Regions from separate parts of the Homo sapiens genome. Here region 1 is linked to region 2. A link is a loop called in an ENCODE intact Hi-C map of the cell type or tissue named here. Cell type or tissue: left ventricle myocardium inferior. All regions are shown on one strand. Each heading gives the region's core, and the rest is flanking DNA. Links, peaks and the distances in the headings are about the cores only.

Region 1 (8,348 bases), core at 107-8,106, 160 kb before region 2:
CACATATTTTATTAGGCAAGTTATAAAATATGTTCTGTAAGTTTATGTGTTGAAGTCACAATGCATTTGTAATAGATAATGCCAATAAACTGTTAATAGTCAATGAAAGTAAGACTAAGCATGAAAGTAAGACTAAGTAGATGATTTGAAGTTGAATACTTGCAGATTTCATTTTCCAGCAACTTCAATTCTTTATGGCACCTCTTGCTTAAATGTTTTCCTGTTGGAAAAGGTTAATTAGTCTATTAAATCACTATGATGACAATATTAGTGCAAAGATATGGAAGTTAGATTATCTTTGAACAGTTTGAATTGGTATGACAGATGAAAATTTTCTAATGTTCTTTTGGCCTTGATTTGCAAGTTTAGCATGATGTTTGAACTCTCTGAAAAACAGTACCAATACCTTATATTATACATAATATACAATGAATGAACATGGCAAAACCTTTTCTTTACATTATTCACTGTGGAAATAAAACAAAATGAATTATTTTACATCCAAAAGAAAAGAATAAAATGTAACTCCAAGAAAGCACAGTATATTATTTCACAGCAAGATGAAGAAAATTACATTTGACTCCACTGAAATATAATACACGTATATAATTATATTTCTCTTTGCTTTAATAATGCAATCAGTCAGAAATAGCAATATTTGCTTTTTAACAATTTTCAAAGTACAAAACATGGTAATTTATAACACAGGAATAGCAAAGACATCAGTAACAAGAAAAACATTAGAATATAGTCTCCTAGTAATTGAGTTAGGTATCAGGGGTATAATGGGAATAAAAAATACAAAAACTAAGAGAATTATTTCATTTGGATGAAGACTAACTTTTTTATAAAAGGAAAAGTTACCCCAATGACAATTTACTTAACGTAAACCATATTTCTTTGTTTTTGTTTTACTTTCATGATTTTATAAGATACCAACGGCTCTTTGGAAGACATCAAAATCTTCTTGAGCAAACACCACATCAAATTTATCTTTAAGTGCTGAATTCCCAGAAACATTTGCCAAATAAATCCTTATTGAATAACTGAATAGTATCTGATACAAACTCAAGAAATTATTCAGTAATAAATGTCTGTATACAAATCTTTTATGAAAATTCCAATGAATATTATTAAACTATGGATAATTTTGCCTATTATTTGATGCATGAAGACAGCTTTTTGTTCCACCTTTGAACCTTCAGTGTATGTCTAAGTTCAAGTTATTGACTATGTAACAAGCATAAACATTTATAGAGATGAGCAATTACATCTCAGGTTAGTTTTTGGTTGTACCTCAATTTTGTTTAAAGTAAATTTTTAAAAATTATGTGAAATACAGATCCAAGATTCCTAGATTTATAAACAGGATAAAATTGTTCACTTTTAAAATAAGTAAAACTAATGTGATATTTTAAAAGTTGTATCTAAAATTTTGTAATTTTTAAACTCCTGATCAATAATTTATATGCAACAAGAATTCAAAATAAACACCAATTCTAATAATTCAATCTGCATTTTATTAAAAATGCAAAATAAAACACAGATTTTAGCTAGCTAGTATAACTGATACTGATTTTACTTGTTTCTTTTCTAAATTTAGTATGTATTTTTTTCATCATTGACGCTAGGGAGTATGAATTCATTCAAAGTGATTTCTTTTTTTTTTTTAAGTTCCTTAAAAGGTAATCTGAATAACAATAAATCAGCAGCTAAATTTTGATTATGTTTATAGAGAAAATGCTGCATTTCTAAAGGAAGAAGCCTCAAAAAGTACAAATCACAGAGAAGAATACTAAATCCATGAGAGACCTCATCTTACCAAGCTTCCTGGGAGTTCTGGTAAATGTCCCCTTCACGGTTCGGCAGTGGGAATTATCTCCTCCACAGACACCACACTTATCCTCAACCTTATTAGAACCAATTTCTTTATCACAGCCCACTTTCTGGAGAGAGAAGATGTCAAATGTGGCTAATTTTAGTGTGCCCAGTAGTGGTCAACATCCCAGAGAATGATGAACCCTTTGTTCAGTCATGGCCCACAGTCAGCCAATTTATAGCAAACTGCCACTGTAGTCATAATTTTTAATACCTCAGTTTTTTAAAAAAAATAATGGGAAACCAAATGACTTGTACCCTAAGTAATAAAGAATATATTTCCTCCAGTCCAATGAAATATTTACACCATTTTAAATTGTCATAGTCATCAAACACACATGTAATGAAAACAGATGTAGCTGATGCTGAGGAGACAAGAAAACAACAAGACAGTGCTTTTCCCTTGCTGCTCTCACATTTATGATGATGGATAATATAGTGAGTTGTATATTAGTGCAATCTTTAAAAGATGGTTATGATGTGAGACAAAACTTCACCAGGGTGGTGAAGATTTTCACAGGGGCCAAAGAAACACAGAATAGAAAAGCATTTCAGGAAAGCAGATGAGTTACAACAAAGCCAGAGAAGTATGTTCATGGAAAGTGGGTGCAGAGGTCAATATCTAAACCCATATTTAAACCAATGGAAGGTTAGTGTTTCATGATAAGGAAAGAACAGTGAAAAATCTGCATTGAATAGACTGCAGAAGACTTGAATACCAGGAAGAATTTACATTTTCCCTTGAAACAGGAAAATATTGAAGGTTTTCTGAACCAAGGCATGTTCTTAATGTAAATCACTGTAGAATAATGATACACAATACACTACTGCACTCAAAAGTATGGGATGAAAGGTGGCAGGGAAAATAAAGACAACACATACGTTTAATGTACTAGGTACTGCGGCAGGTAAAAGCTGAACAACACATACTATGCTTTCAGGAAAATGTAAGCTCAATTACTTTAGACTCATTAATACAGCACTTCAGTTTTGATGAAGTATAAAGGAAATATATGTTAGGAGCAGTGTTTCAGTTAATAAGATAATTTCATATCGATTTAACTATGAACACAAGAAATAAAATGCATTTTTAACCTGAGATTAAATGGAGCAAAAAAACATGTTTGCTTCTCTACTACTTTTGTTCTAATGTGAAATTTAGCCTTTAAACTTAGAATTGATTGGAAGGTGAGAAAGAAATGTCTTATTATCTTTACAACAAAAGATTAAATATACTTAGCACTGATTATTTTTAAAAAGACCTTGTATTTTAATAGCAGATGGCTACTAAAATACCCGAAGCAAATGCATTATTACCAATTTGTATTCCCAACCTAGAGGCCTCAGAGTTACTCAGAAAAGGCATTTGGCTGGAAATTAGGAAAATTATTTAAACCTTGATTCTGCCAGTGACCAAAGTTTGATTTGAGAAAGTACAATGTCTCTCAAATTTATTTTAGCTATTGAACTATTCATAGACACTTACTATAATGTGATTTCAAAGATAAAATAGTTTAAAAAATTAAAAATGTGCAGATGAATGACAGTAAACGTAGATAACGTAGAAAGCCTTTGGGGAAGCAATTTGAACTTACCACACACTCTCCTCGCACACATATGCTATATGGATCTTTGTAAGAACAGTGCGTTCCATCATGCACCAGTTGTTTCATGTAAGCAACATCTCCAGTCTCCTTGGACTGACAGTAAAGGTGGCATCTTTTCTTGGCTGCATAAGATGGAGGATAAAATTAACTATTTACATAAAATGGAATGTTTGAACAGCATAGTTTATTTTATTTTTAAATATAAGGTTTCACTGTGATTTCCTGAAAACAAAAGGAATACCGTATAAACAAATAAAATAAGGAGTAAGGAGGAAAGTATGTACATTTGACATTTTTTTTTTAGCTAAGGTGACCATAAAATTTGTCATCTAAACTAGAAAAGGGGTTCTAGTAATAACTGAGCAGGAACAACAGGTATAAACTGGGACTGCCCCAGGCAACCCTAGATTTCAACATAGCTCTTAAATAAATCTTAATTCAAAACCAGTTTAGTTTTCGTAATATTAGAGCACTGAAAGAATGTCTGTGATTTGACTCAATCATCTAACATAGTTTTTGCCTCTTACAGGATGCAACTCACTTCACCAAAATAGATAAAAACAATGCATTTCTTCTTAATGCATTGCAACTTTGAATTCTTAACGTGTATTCCTCTTTCCTTTAACATGGATTTGAACTGAACCCAGTGGTGCATGTAATCATATAACTATTTCCTTTCATTCACTCAAATAAGAAGTATGGCAAAAAGTTGCCATTGGACATATTTAACCAAAAATTCAGAAGTAAGAAGTGAAACATTAAAAGAAAATTTCCAAATATATCTTTAAACTATAGTAAAAAAGTAAAAGGTTATAAGGTATCTTTTGTTATTAAATTATGATCTTTCTCTTGGTCCTGACTCAATTTTCAAAGAACTATATTTTTCTCTAGTTCAGAAAGGAAAGATCACAATATTCCAGAAGTATTTCCTAGTAGAGGGATTTCGGTTGAATCAGGAATTCCAACATCTCTCCCAGGCGTTCCTTTCCACTGGTCTTTTCACCGCTGATGGTGATAGTGCTGCTTGCCAGGAACTATTGCACCATTCTTACCTCTTTAGAGAAAGGGTATTTAAGCCTTATTCTTAGAAACCCAGGAGAACTTACTCCTATAAGCACCAAGTTTCCTAAGTTACCACATAGGGATCAAGAGTCCATGGGGTTCGTGCTGGCAAAGCTTAAACTGTGAGTAACCATCCACACAGCAGGAAGGAGAGCACGAGGCTACTCACGGTCAGGATGTTCATATGGCAACCAGTGGTGTTTGGTATTCTGGTATTCAAAGTGGGAGTTTCGCTGCTGACACTGCTGTGCTCTGAAGTCCTCAAAGTGTTTTTGGCATTCTTCTGTGTTACAAAGCTGGTACTCAAAATTAACACCAGGACAATCCTGACCACCATTGATGGGCCTAAAGAAAAGACAACATTTAAAAAGGCCTTTTGGCTTCTGTCTAGCAGTTGAAGCTTGCAGACACAGTGCTTGAGGGCACAAAGCCAAAGTTTCTGGGCTGCCAGCACAAAGTGAATGAACTCATACTTCCTAATTTCAGTCCCTTTCCAAAGCACCCTTCTCTCCCTGCTGGGTGGAAAAATAAAACAAAACACAAAGCTCAACTTAAATCAGCTTTTCAAATCATATATTTTAAATGCATGGCAAAAGTGTGTAAGAAAAAAAAAGCATGTATATTGAATCAATAAAATGATATTTTGCTACCATGTATAAAACACACAGATGCAGCTCAAAGAAACTTTGGTCATCGCTCCATGGCTCGGTTCCCTCATATGTAAAATGCAAATAATAATGTATCTTCCTTTGAGGAAAACTGTGAAGATTAAATGAGTTGACATTATTTAAAGCACTCCTAACAACTCTGGCTCATAATGAACTTTAGCTGATCTTTTAATTTTTATTGTCTTTGTTACTTCTAATACCACCATCATCTCTTACTGGGAAGGCAGGTATGTGGCATCAGATAGTCTTACAAAAGACGTGCTCAGAGACATCCTGCTGCCAGAAACAGAGAGAAAAAGCTGCTCACATATTAAACCCTAGACAAGGCAGAATCCTCTAAATGTGAGAATTCAGTTGTTTTTTTCTTCGTAAAGATTGCTGAGCACACAATAGGGAATTCAGTAATTGTAGTCTGAGTGAATGAATAGATAACTTTCCCCCAACAGTCACCTGGCCTTCTATCACAATCTTTCTTTTGCCTTCCTCTGAAGCAATCACATTCCACTCCCTGAAGAGAGAGAGTCTGTATGCTTGGTACCGCTCTTTCCTGGACACTCTCTTGTTTCTGGCAGTCAATCTCGCAGTGCCCATGCCCACGCCCTTAGGGCACAGTGACCTACTTTCCTTGTTCAGCTTCTTAATATTCCTGAACAGCAACTTCTTTAAAAATATTCAATCTTCGTTTGATCTTCTTCATCACTGACTGCTTGTCACAAGATTAATAAATGGAGATGTATCAAAAACACAGACTGGTTTATGAACTGTGAACAATTTATTTTCCTGCCCTGTGTTTTACATGCACTTTATAAAACAGAATACTAATAACATAATATTGAAGTATTTTCTGGTCTCTCCAAAAATAACAAGAGTTACAAGGATATACTCACATGGGATTATTGCACTGGCGTGTTCTGAAACGAACACCAGTTCCACATGTCCGAGAACAGGAGCCAAATTTAGTCCATGACCCCCAATTGCCATCTTGTTTTTGCTGATTAGCATTCTTCCACATGCAATGACCCTTATAGCACCACTTAGAAAAATGACAAAAGGTAATTATTAAAATCACGCATACACTAAAGCTGAAGTTGTTATACAAGAACCATCTAGTTGAAGGGCTTTCTTACTGCTCTTTTTTCTTCCAGGTGGAGATGCATTTAAAATTATCCAAAAGCAATTATGTCATTAATATACCCTATTAAAGGGTAATTTAGACTTGTATTTTTCAAGTAGAAAATTAAAATGGAAAAACAACATTCACTCAGACAAGTTTTTAAATGATACATTCACCAGTAAGCATCAAACACTATAATCAATAAGAACTCTTTGAGCACCCAGCTTGCACAGTTGGTAAGATTTTACCCTTCATCTGTCACTACCTATATCATACCAGAATATTTTGAGGGCTACATGATCTTTTTAAAAATGATAAAATAAACTATGTCTTGGTTTAGATAATAATATAACATGTCTAAAACATATGCAGCTTTCAAAGCACTTTTATTTAACTTTTAAAATGTTTCATTAACAATGATTCTGAGAGATAGATGGGTCATACATATATCATCAACAATTAGATGAGGAAAATTGAGGCCCAGAAAGGTTCATAAGTAGTTGAAGGCCATCTGACCAAGAAGTAATTAAGTGGGGCTACCAGAACCCTAATACTATAGAGGCACCTAGCTTACAGTGCCTGGCATGGTGCTCAAGAGACATTAGCCATTTTCCTCTCTAACATTTTGACTTACTTTTTCACACTACGTACAATAAAAGCATTTGTTAAAACTCAACTTCTATAAATTTCAATATAACACCAATATATTTAAGAAAGTTGAATGTTAAAAAGTTAATTATATAATTTTTTATAAAGCAAAAATGAATTAACTCGTTATACTCTTGTTTTTAGTCAGAAGTTTATGATATTGAATTTTCCCAAAGCAAAACATTGTATACAAGGTGCTTTGCATAGTGCCTAATATAATGCAAACACTTAAAAAGACAGGTTTTATTATTATTATGCATATAATCCCTGTCACAAGTACAGTTTATACACATTTGAAATTGAGCTTTAAAAGAAGTAAATGCCATATAAATCTTCTGTACCAGGTTTTGGTCCTGCCTACAATTTCTTATTTCTAAACTAGTCAAAGCTTTTCAACTTGAGTTCTTAACATGCCTTTGTTTTGGGATCTTTGCCCTTATGAGTAGCATAGCTTGGCACTCAGCCAATTTCTGAGCATTCAATCCTGACTACACAATTTGAGATTTAAAACCTCTGGGCATCCTTCCCTAAGGAACAAGGCCAAATCTTCTGTATAAGTTCACATGACTTTATTTCTGGGCAACTTTCACAAGGAATGGCATGCCAGCAAGTCAATCAGATCCCACTACCAGGGGGCAGATAGTCTGCTGAGTTGCTTCTTCCTATTCTGCCAACAGTGGGCTGAATGGTAGTCCCAAAGATATCAAGTCTTAATCCCCGGAACCTGTAAATGTTACCTTATTTGGAAAAAGGGTCTTTGCAAATGTGATTAACTTAAATATTTTAAAATGGAGAGATTATCCCAGATTATCCATGGGGTCCTAAATGCTGTTACATGTATCCTTATAAGAGAGGGGTAGAAGGAGATTTGACCCATAAAGATGAGGAAAACGCAATGTGGCCACAGAAGCAGAAACTGGAGTGGTGCAGCCACAAATCAAGAAATGTGGGGTGGCCACCAGATGCTGGGAGAAGCAAAGAAAAGATTCTCCACTACAGCCTTTGGAGGGAGAATGGCCCTGCCCACACACTGATTTCAGTTCATTGAAATTGATTTTTGACTTCTGGCCTCTAGAACTGTGAGGGAATAAATATCCATTGTTTCAAGCCAACAAGTTTGTGAAAATTTGTTACCTTAGCCACAGGGAACTAGTACACTATTTTAGTACATTACTTTAATAAAGCCTTGCATACTATGGTTTTCATAAAAATGACAGTGCAGCTGTGTTTACCATTTTCCAGACCTTTAAAGATGATAATTATGCAACATATCTTACATATTTATTGTGTAAATAGATATACTCACTTTTCCAGCAGCACATTCAGTCCCATCAAGTGGAGGTCCCTTTTTAGTCTTACAAAAGTAGGGAT
Region 2 (8,348 bases), core at 295-8,294:
AAATTAGCCTGGGTCCTGGGAAGATCTGAGATGGAGGGGCAGGTATCAGAGGAACCATTTTAAGAAAGGGTAGTCCAGATTGGCTCAAGAAGGAATACTTGAGCAAAAATCTGAAGGATCAAAAGGAGCCAACTATGTAGGAGGAGTGACTGGCAAAGGAAGTAGCAAGAGGAAGAAATGAGCTTAGCAAGTTCCAAGAACAAAAACGCCAATGTGGCTTGAACATAGTCAACCAGGGTGGAATAGTAAGGCTAGAGGCCAGTCTTTACCAAGGCTTGGATCATGTAAGGCCTTGCAGATGATGGTACAAAGTTTGGCTTTTATTCTGACAGTGATAGGAGGCAGCTAGGGTGGGAGGGTTAAAAGTGGGGGCGATATGATCTGATTTACTTGTTTTAATGTCCACTCTGACTGTACTCATTCATTCAAACATTTGTTCAGCATTAACTATGTCCTACACACTGGGGATCCAGGATTGAACTAAAAAGGGCAAAATCTCTACCTTCATGAAGTTTGGGTGCAGGACAGGGGTTTTAGGGGCAATAAATACAAAGCACACACTTAAGCTTAATGTTTCAAGTTGATATGGTTTCCCTGTGTCCCCACCCAAATCTCACCTTGAATTGCAATAATCCCCATGTGTCAAGGGTGGGGCCATGTGGAGATAACTGAATTATGGGGGCAGGTTTCCCCCATACTGTTCTCATGGTAGTGAATAAGTCTCATGAGATCTAATGGTTTTATAAATGGGAGTTTTTCTGCACAAGTTCTCTTGTCTGCCACCATGTAAGATGTGACTTTGCTCCTCATTCAGCTTCTGCCATGATTGTAAGGCCTGCCCAGACATGTGAAACTGTGAGTCAATTAAACTTCTTTCCTTTATAAATTACCCAGTCTTGGGCATATCTTTATTAGCAGCATGAGAACTGACTAATACACAAGTGATAATGTCCTATCAATAAAAAGAGAATAAAAAGGTAGAATGTGATAATGCAAGATGCCATTTCAGAAAGGTTGGTTGGGTCCTTCTGACACTGTGATGAACATCTGGGGAGAAAGCATCTCAGGAAGGTGAGCAGTCAGTGCAAATTCCATAGAGAAAGCACTGTTCAGCTCGTGGCTGGCACTATGGTTCACAGGAGGATGTAGAAGAAGAGGCTAGAGGGATAGCCTGTGTGAGAGCCATGTGCATCCTTGTAGTCCATGGTAATGAGTTTGGATTGTATTCTTGAATGGCAAGAAAGACCACTGGATAGTTCTGAGCAGAAAATGACAATCTAACTGCTGTTTGGAGAAAAGACACTACGGCAACAAGACTAGATGTGAAAAACACCGTTACAGCACAAGAGATGTGAGTAGCTTGGACCAGAGTGAATGGTCAGAATCTATACATATTCTGAAGGCGGAGCAAACAGAATTTGCTAATCGACAGAATGTGGGGGTGGGAAAGAATGAGAGCCTTCAAGCTTGATTCTAATGGTTTTGTCTTGGATGTAATGCTATTTCTAATTTCCCTGCCTCCCTGTGGCTGCATCTTCTCTATATCCCTGGTAGGCTCCATGTAATCTAATGTTATTTGCCCAAGTTCTACCCTTGACCATCTTCTCTTCTCTTGTTCTCTTCTCTTTTTATCATTTCCATTTATACTCATCGCTTCAACTGTACTATATATGAGATGATACCCAGAGTAATAGAATGGAAAAGGCTGTAATTTAGGGTCAGATAGAATTAAGCTCAATTCCAAGTTCTATCAGTTCCAGCTATGCGGTCTTAGTTAAGATAATGACCTCTCTAAATCTGCCTCCTCAATGGTCCATTAGAGATGATAATACCTCAAGGGGATACTGAGATAATTAAATATGTCACATTTAAAACCTCACTATATCTCTGGCACATTGGAAGTAATCAAACATTATTTCAAAGTTGTATTTTATTTTGTTTTAATCTCCATCTCTAGCTAAAAATCACTGCAAAAAAGCTTTCCCCTCTCCTCCATTTTCCATAGTCAGCCAAACCTGAAGCCCAAAAGTCACCTTTGAGTCACCTTTGTCTCCTCTAGCTTTTTCTGGCTTTATTTCTAACTGCCAAGTCTGCAGATTCAAAATTATACCTATTGATTTCATTCCTTCTGTTAATCCTATACTTAGGTAGCCCCAAAATCTGCTGATCACTGTCTCGAGGCTTACTCTACAGCCTTGTCTCAGCTACACCTCTTCCCACAGTATCTATTGCAGTATCTTCCAACTTCTCTAAGTCTTATTTCAGTGATCCTCCTAAAATGCAAGAGCACTCCTAAGTGAAAACCTGCAAATGGCTCCTTATAATCTAAATAAGATTCCAGCTTGTTAATATACATTCAAGAGACATGATTTTGATCCCATCTTGTATCTCCAACTTCTCCTACATTATTTCGTCTTTATTCCATACTCTTACAATTTAAAAGTCTACTGTCCTATTCCACCCTGATTTGTCCCATGTTATTTCTTCTGCCTAAAATATGCTCCTTCCTCCCAGCACCCCAAACTCTCTACTGTTTATTCTTTAAGTCCAAGTCTTACCTCCTCTGAAGGATCTTCCCTGAATACATCACAGACTAAGTTACCACCCTTTTAAGTGAGGACAGAGTAGCAAGTTTGCATCACTTTACTAGGCCCTCATCATACCACACTGTAATCTTTTGCTAACTTGTATAGCACTCCCCATAGATGGCCATCCTTGAAGACAGAACTACTCATGACTCATCTTTGTATCCTTAGTGCCTACCATCCTACAGCAATGCTGTAATCCAATTATATAGAGCAGTCAACTAATGTTCAAAGAGGTTAAGCTATATTATATCATATATGCCTGTATGTATCAGAGCAAAGAAGGTTATAAACTCTGGACCATTTTGTTCCAGCAGCCACACTTTCTCAAAATTAGAATCATATAAAAATGTATTATTTCACTAATCCTTCAGAGGTTTTCAGTCTGAAAAAAAAATTTCTTTAAGTAGAGCTCAAGAACATTCTTCATTGTATATCTAAAAATAGTGAAATGAAAAACTATTTTAGATTCCTTCATTTACAAACTCTAACTTAACAAAAACAAAAAGCATTACATGTAATATATAGTGTAAGAATCTAATTGGCAAAACTTCACAATTGCCATGGATATGATGCCAATGGAATTTCAAACTTCTTCACAGTCATCATGATCCAAAGTTTACAGGAGTCTTAAGAAAAATAAATCAGGACAATATCCCAAATTTCTTTTCAAATACAAATACTCTAATGGCAAATATCATGCAAACATTATGCAATTATTTCACAGTTCACAGTTTTGTTCTTCTTAAAAAATGTATTTCACAATTTTACTAAAAATTACCCACATGGTAATTACATAAATAAGGAACTTGATGTATCAGTTATATTAAAAGACTCCCCATACCTAGTCATATTTAAATGACAAGTCTGGAATAATAAATAATGATTAACACAAGCATTAACCAAATACAAAAAGCTATCTTAACATTTTCCTTTAAAACTTAAGTAATGTCTTAGGTAAATCCATCCGTTATTTCGAACAACATTGCATCAAACACATCACAACAAAGTTAAATTAATAATGTCAAAACTGGCATGTATTATGAAAAAAAAAACGAGAAGAAAACTTAGAATAGAATGTAAGTTTTGACTTGGTTCACAGCTTATCTTGCCAGTGCATATCACATGGTCCCTCTCTTCAACCACCAGTCACACATCTAAGTTTAACTAAATGTTATTTATTTTTCATATTTTGTGGAAAAAGCAGTCTCTGGTTTCCAATAAAAAGATGGCACAGCATCTTTCTTACCAAGAATAATTACTAGATGGTTGTTCATAACTTTTCATATGCAAGTTCCTATAGTACATACATATGATTATAAATCATACTACAATCATATTAATTTAAACTCTACTCATCAATCATTATCAACTTAACAAATTAGCACTCTTGTGCCCTCTAGTGGATGAATGAATACAAAATTCTGTTTATTTTCCTCAGAAAGGTAAAAACTGAACCTGACTATACACGTGTATATTCAGAAATATGTTTAGAAGACAGATATAGTAACAGTTAACCAGTTAACAATGTAGCCCAAGAGGCTGGTGAATACAGATATGAAGACACTATATTACAATAAAATGGTAGTATTCCATGGGTTGGAGTTCTACCTATAGAATTCAAATGGTTTGAATTCATACTCCAACCCATAGAAGTGATGTTGTTTCAGGCTCATTGTTTAATATCAGAGGCTCCATTTCTTCCTCTCTAAAATGAGGTGGATAATAGTGACTTCATAAGTTGTTGTGAGAATTAAAGGGGTTAACATGTGAGTACAATGAACAGTACCTGGCATTCATTAGACGACTAATAAAATCAGTGTCCTTTCCCCTTATTGCTATCTAATCCCTCACCTCTCCGTGATCAGCATGCACAGGTCTTTCAGGCCTGCTCCTTCCAAGCACAGGTGACTCTTGAACAACACAGATGTGAACTGTGTGCATCCATTTATACATGGATCTTCTGCCTTTGCCAACCCTGTGACAGCAAGACCAACCCCTCCTCCTCCGCCTCCTCTCCCTTAGCCTATTCACTGTGAGGACAACAGGGAATGAAAAGCTTGATGATGATCCACTCCCACTTAATGAATAATAAATACATTTTCCCTTCCTTATGACTTTCTTAATAACACTTTTTTTCTCTGGCTTACGTTATTGTAAGAATACAGTATATAATATATACAACATACGAAATAAGTGTTAATTGACTGTTTATGTTATCAGTGAGGCTTCCAGGCAACAGTAAGCTATTAGTGGTTAAGCTTTAAGGGAGTCAAAAGTTACATACAGACATTTCACTGCATGGGGGTTGGTTGCCCAACCTCCGCATTGATCAAGGATCAATTGTATTGTCCCAGTGTGCCATATTTTTTTAAATACAAGACTTCAGAGAAGACTTCAAGTTTGTATACAAGATGAGAAAAACTAGAATGCTCAATACTGTTTTAGTCTAGGTTGATACTGGCTGTCCTGTGGGTTTCATTCTGAATCGGGATTCTAGCCCTTTCAGCAACTCCTCTTACTTGGTCATGGGCAAAATGGCATAGCTACACTGACATGATTCCTCTATATCTCAGGCAGATATTCTAATCACCACCTACCTCTCTGGAATACCATGAGGATTACTCAAGTCATTTTCTGAAATTATTTTAAGTTTATATATATATATATACACACACACACACACACACACACACACACATTTCATATACATAATATATACATCTCATGTATAATATATATACACTCATAATATATACATATTATGAGTATGTATATACACACATATAATACACACACATTCTTAAAATTATATCCATCTTCCTGTATATGCATGACTTATAGTAATAGTTCTCGAAATTTAACCTGTGAATCCCTGAAGACACCTAAGACCCATTCTCTTAAAGGGGCTCTGCAAGGTCAAAACTATTCTCACCCTAATATGAAGATGTTTTCACCTTTTTCACTGTGTTGATATTCGCACTGGTGGCAAAAAGGCAATGGTGAGTTAAACTGCTGGGCTTCCACATGAATCAAGGCAGTGGCACTCAACTGTACTAGGAGTCATCATATTCTTCACTGTCCTACACACTTATGGTAATGACAATAATTTTTAAAAGCCAGTTGCAATAAAAAAGTCCTGTTAAAGCGTAACAATTATTAATTTTATTAAGTCTTAAGGCTTAAGTACAAAATTTTTAATATCCTATGTGATATAAATAGGAAGTGCACAACCATATACCACTTCTATCGCATACCAAACTACAAAGGATATCTCAAGAAAGATCACTTGCACAAATGTTTGAGGTGTGAGTCGAATGAGCCGTTTTTTCATGGAACACCATTTTTACTTAAAATAATGACTAAGAGATAAAGCACAGTTATTCAAACTTGGATATTTGGCAAACATCTTCTTGAAAAATAACGTGAGCCTGCCTTTTCAAGGAAAACAACTAACAGGATATGTTGCTAATGATAAAATTCAAGATTTCAAGCAAAAATTAGAAACTTGGAGTACTTGTTATCTGCCACTGTTAGCTTAACAGACTCTCAACATTTAAAGACTTTTTCTGATTTAATCTGTAGTTATAGTAACAAATGTCAATAATGCAATAACTTCTAACTCCATGACACAATATTTTCCAAATGACCAATGCATAAAATTACAAAAAGTGCAACATAGATTTTAATATAACAGAGTACAAAAATACTTGATATGCTTTTGGATTCCACATTGCATCTAGTATTTAGAGTGCTAGTATTTGTTGAGTTCTAGTATAGAATCAAAGAATGTTCTCATTATATAAAAAGCATTTTAAAATATTTGTTTCATTTCCAACTGCATATGTTTATAAGACCAGATTTTCTTCATATACTTCAACCAAAACAACATTAAAAATGCAAAAGCAGATATGAAAACGTAACCATCTTCTATCAAGCCAGGCAAGAAAAAGGTTGGTGAAAATTAAAAACAATGCCATCTTCCTCTTGAATTTTTTTGTTTTTGAAAATATAGCTACTTTTAGACAAACTTGTTTATGTTAATATATGCCAAGTTTATTATAACTACTGTAAAAATTAATAAATCAATATTTAATTTTGTTCATCTCTGATTTTCATTATGGTAAATGTAGATAGATATAATCTATATAAACAAAATCTCTTTGAGGTCTTAAATAATTTTTAAGACTATAAGGGCCCTAAAGTCAAAAATTGTCAGAACTACTACCTGAAAGAAACCAAGATCCTCCACTGAAGAAAGCTATCAGTAGAGATCACTTCTCCCTCAGTTGGAAGCAGGAATGTCAGGAACTATGGGACATAAAGCAGATACTTAGAATTCCTGAGATAAATACAAGGAAGATCTAGAAATAAGAACTGAGTTTAACATCTGGAAATCCTGGTCCAGGAAAAATGAGACAGGGCTTGACAATATAAATGACAAATAGGAGAAATAACGTTTTTATAAATATTCTGAAATTCATACATTCTCAATTCCACTACATCGCTTATATTTGCTAAGGCCAAAATTCCATGCCCCTTAGAAGAAAAGAAACTTATAAAAACCAAACTACATACTGATCATTTTTCTTCTGAAAATAAGATATTAACCTCTGTTACTACAGAGTATACGCCAAATACAGAAATATCCCTGGTAAAATATCTTTTAACAACATGCAAAGCAATTCACTGTAGGTTTATACAGTATATTAAAGACACATAAACAGTGCTTCTGAACATAAAAATAACTCAACATTCTCAAGCTTCCATGAAAATCAGTTTGTTTTCTTACTTTTTTTTAGCAAAATGGGCTAATTAACCTACTAGTCCATGTTATGAATTGCTTTTAAGAACCTGACAATGTCATCTTGTCCGTTCCCCAATATATATTTAATAAGGAGACATTAAAATTAGATTCTGTTCAAGAGAAATATTCCTTCTTTCACCTTGCAGTTCTGAAGAACCCCCAATATATAACAGAAAAATCAGAGTTGTGCTAATAAGTACTCTTAGGGGAATAATTACTGAAAATGCCACATATAAGATAGTCAAAATGAAGGGTAAAATAAATTCTTTATTCATGGATAGCTTATGTTGACAATTGTAGAATGGCTTAAGCACTGCACGAACTTTGGCTAGCATTTGTTTCATGTTAAGACACAAGTCAATCTGAGGTGCCTCAAACGTAACTGTAATATTTGATGACCATGAGTATGAGTGAAAGAGAAATTCATCTAAAAGTTGGCATAAAATACAGCAAAACAAAATCTTTAGTTTTGCAACCAAAGTAACTTGGAACCCCATTACAAAATTTCTAAAAAGAATTAAAAATAAAAAATTAATATTAACAAAACAAACGATAATTTAATAATGTATAGCTTTGCTATTCAACATGTGTACCTGAAGTAGCAGATCCCACAGATCTTGTTAAAAATATTGATTATCATAATCAGTATATCAGAAGTCGACATACTTCTACTACACCTAGGGACTCTACTCACTAAGTACAACTGTCTACTCTGGACCTTATATATATAACAAACATAAGACGACTCTAAAGGTGGAGAGAAGAAGGCAGACTAGCTAAAGACCTCAAGATCCATGATGACATGCTGGGTTTTCTTTTTGCTTCTTTTATCCCAGATTTGCAGTGGAAAAAAAAGTTAGCAACTCAGAAATGTAGACAAAAACAGGCAAGGAAACAAAAACAAACAAAATAACAACAGCAACAATAACAAAGCCCTAAAAAAAACATGCTCTCTC

What was found. Peaks named below come from ENCODE experiments on the same cell type or tissue, not always from the same donor. Only the 100,000 strongest peaks of a DNase experiment are listed, where the experiment ranks them.
Region 1: it touches region 2 in a loop (3-fold over the local background); 66 of 110 quality-filtered maps call a loop at or near these places.

What each region holds. Positions count from the first base shown.
Region 1 is chr4:72,307,575-72,315,922 of GRCh38, forward strand. ADAMTS3 (ADAM metallopeptidase with thrombospondin type 1 motif 3) reads right to left here. Exons shown (of 22, transcript NM_014243.3): 11 at 8,284-8,348; 12 at 6,103-6,248; 13 at 4,717-4,892; 14 at 3,474-3,607; 15 at 1,823-1,946. Among named protein-coding and RNA genes, the nearest start is that of ADAMTS3, 260 kb to the right of the region's middle. In left ventricle myocardium inferior, for the core only: no CTCF peak of the experiment used is centred there; a DNase peak (open chromatin) is centred at 4,977; H3K27ac peaks cover 2,132 bases.
Region 2 is chr4:72,465,122-72,473,469 of GRCh38, forward strand. The region is part of intron 3 of ADAMTS3 (ADAM metallopeptidase with thrombospondin type 1 motif 3); the gene reads right to left. Among named protein-coding and RNA genes, the nearest start is that of ADAMTS3, 100 kb to the right of the region's middle. In left ventricle myocardium inferior, for the core only: a CTCF peak has its summit at 3,987 (motif pointing left); no DNase peak of the experiment used is centred there.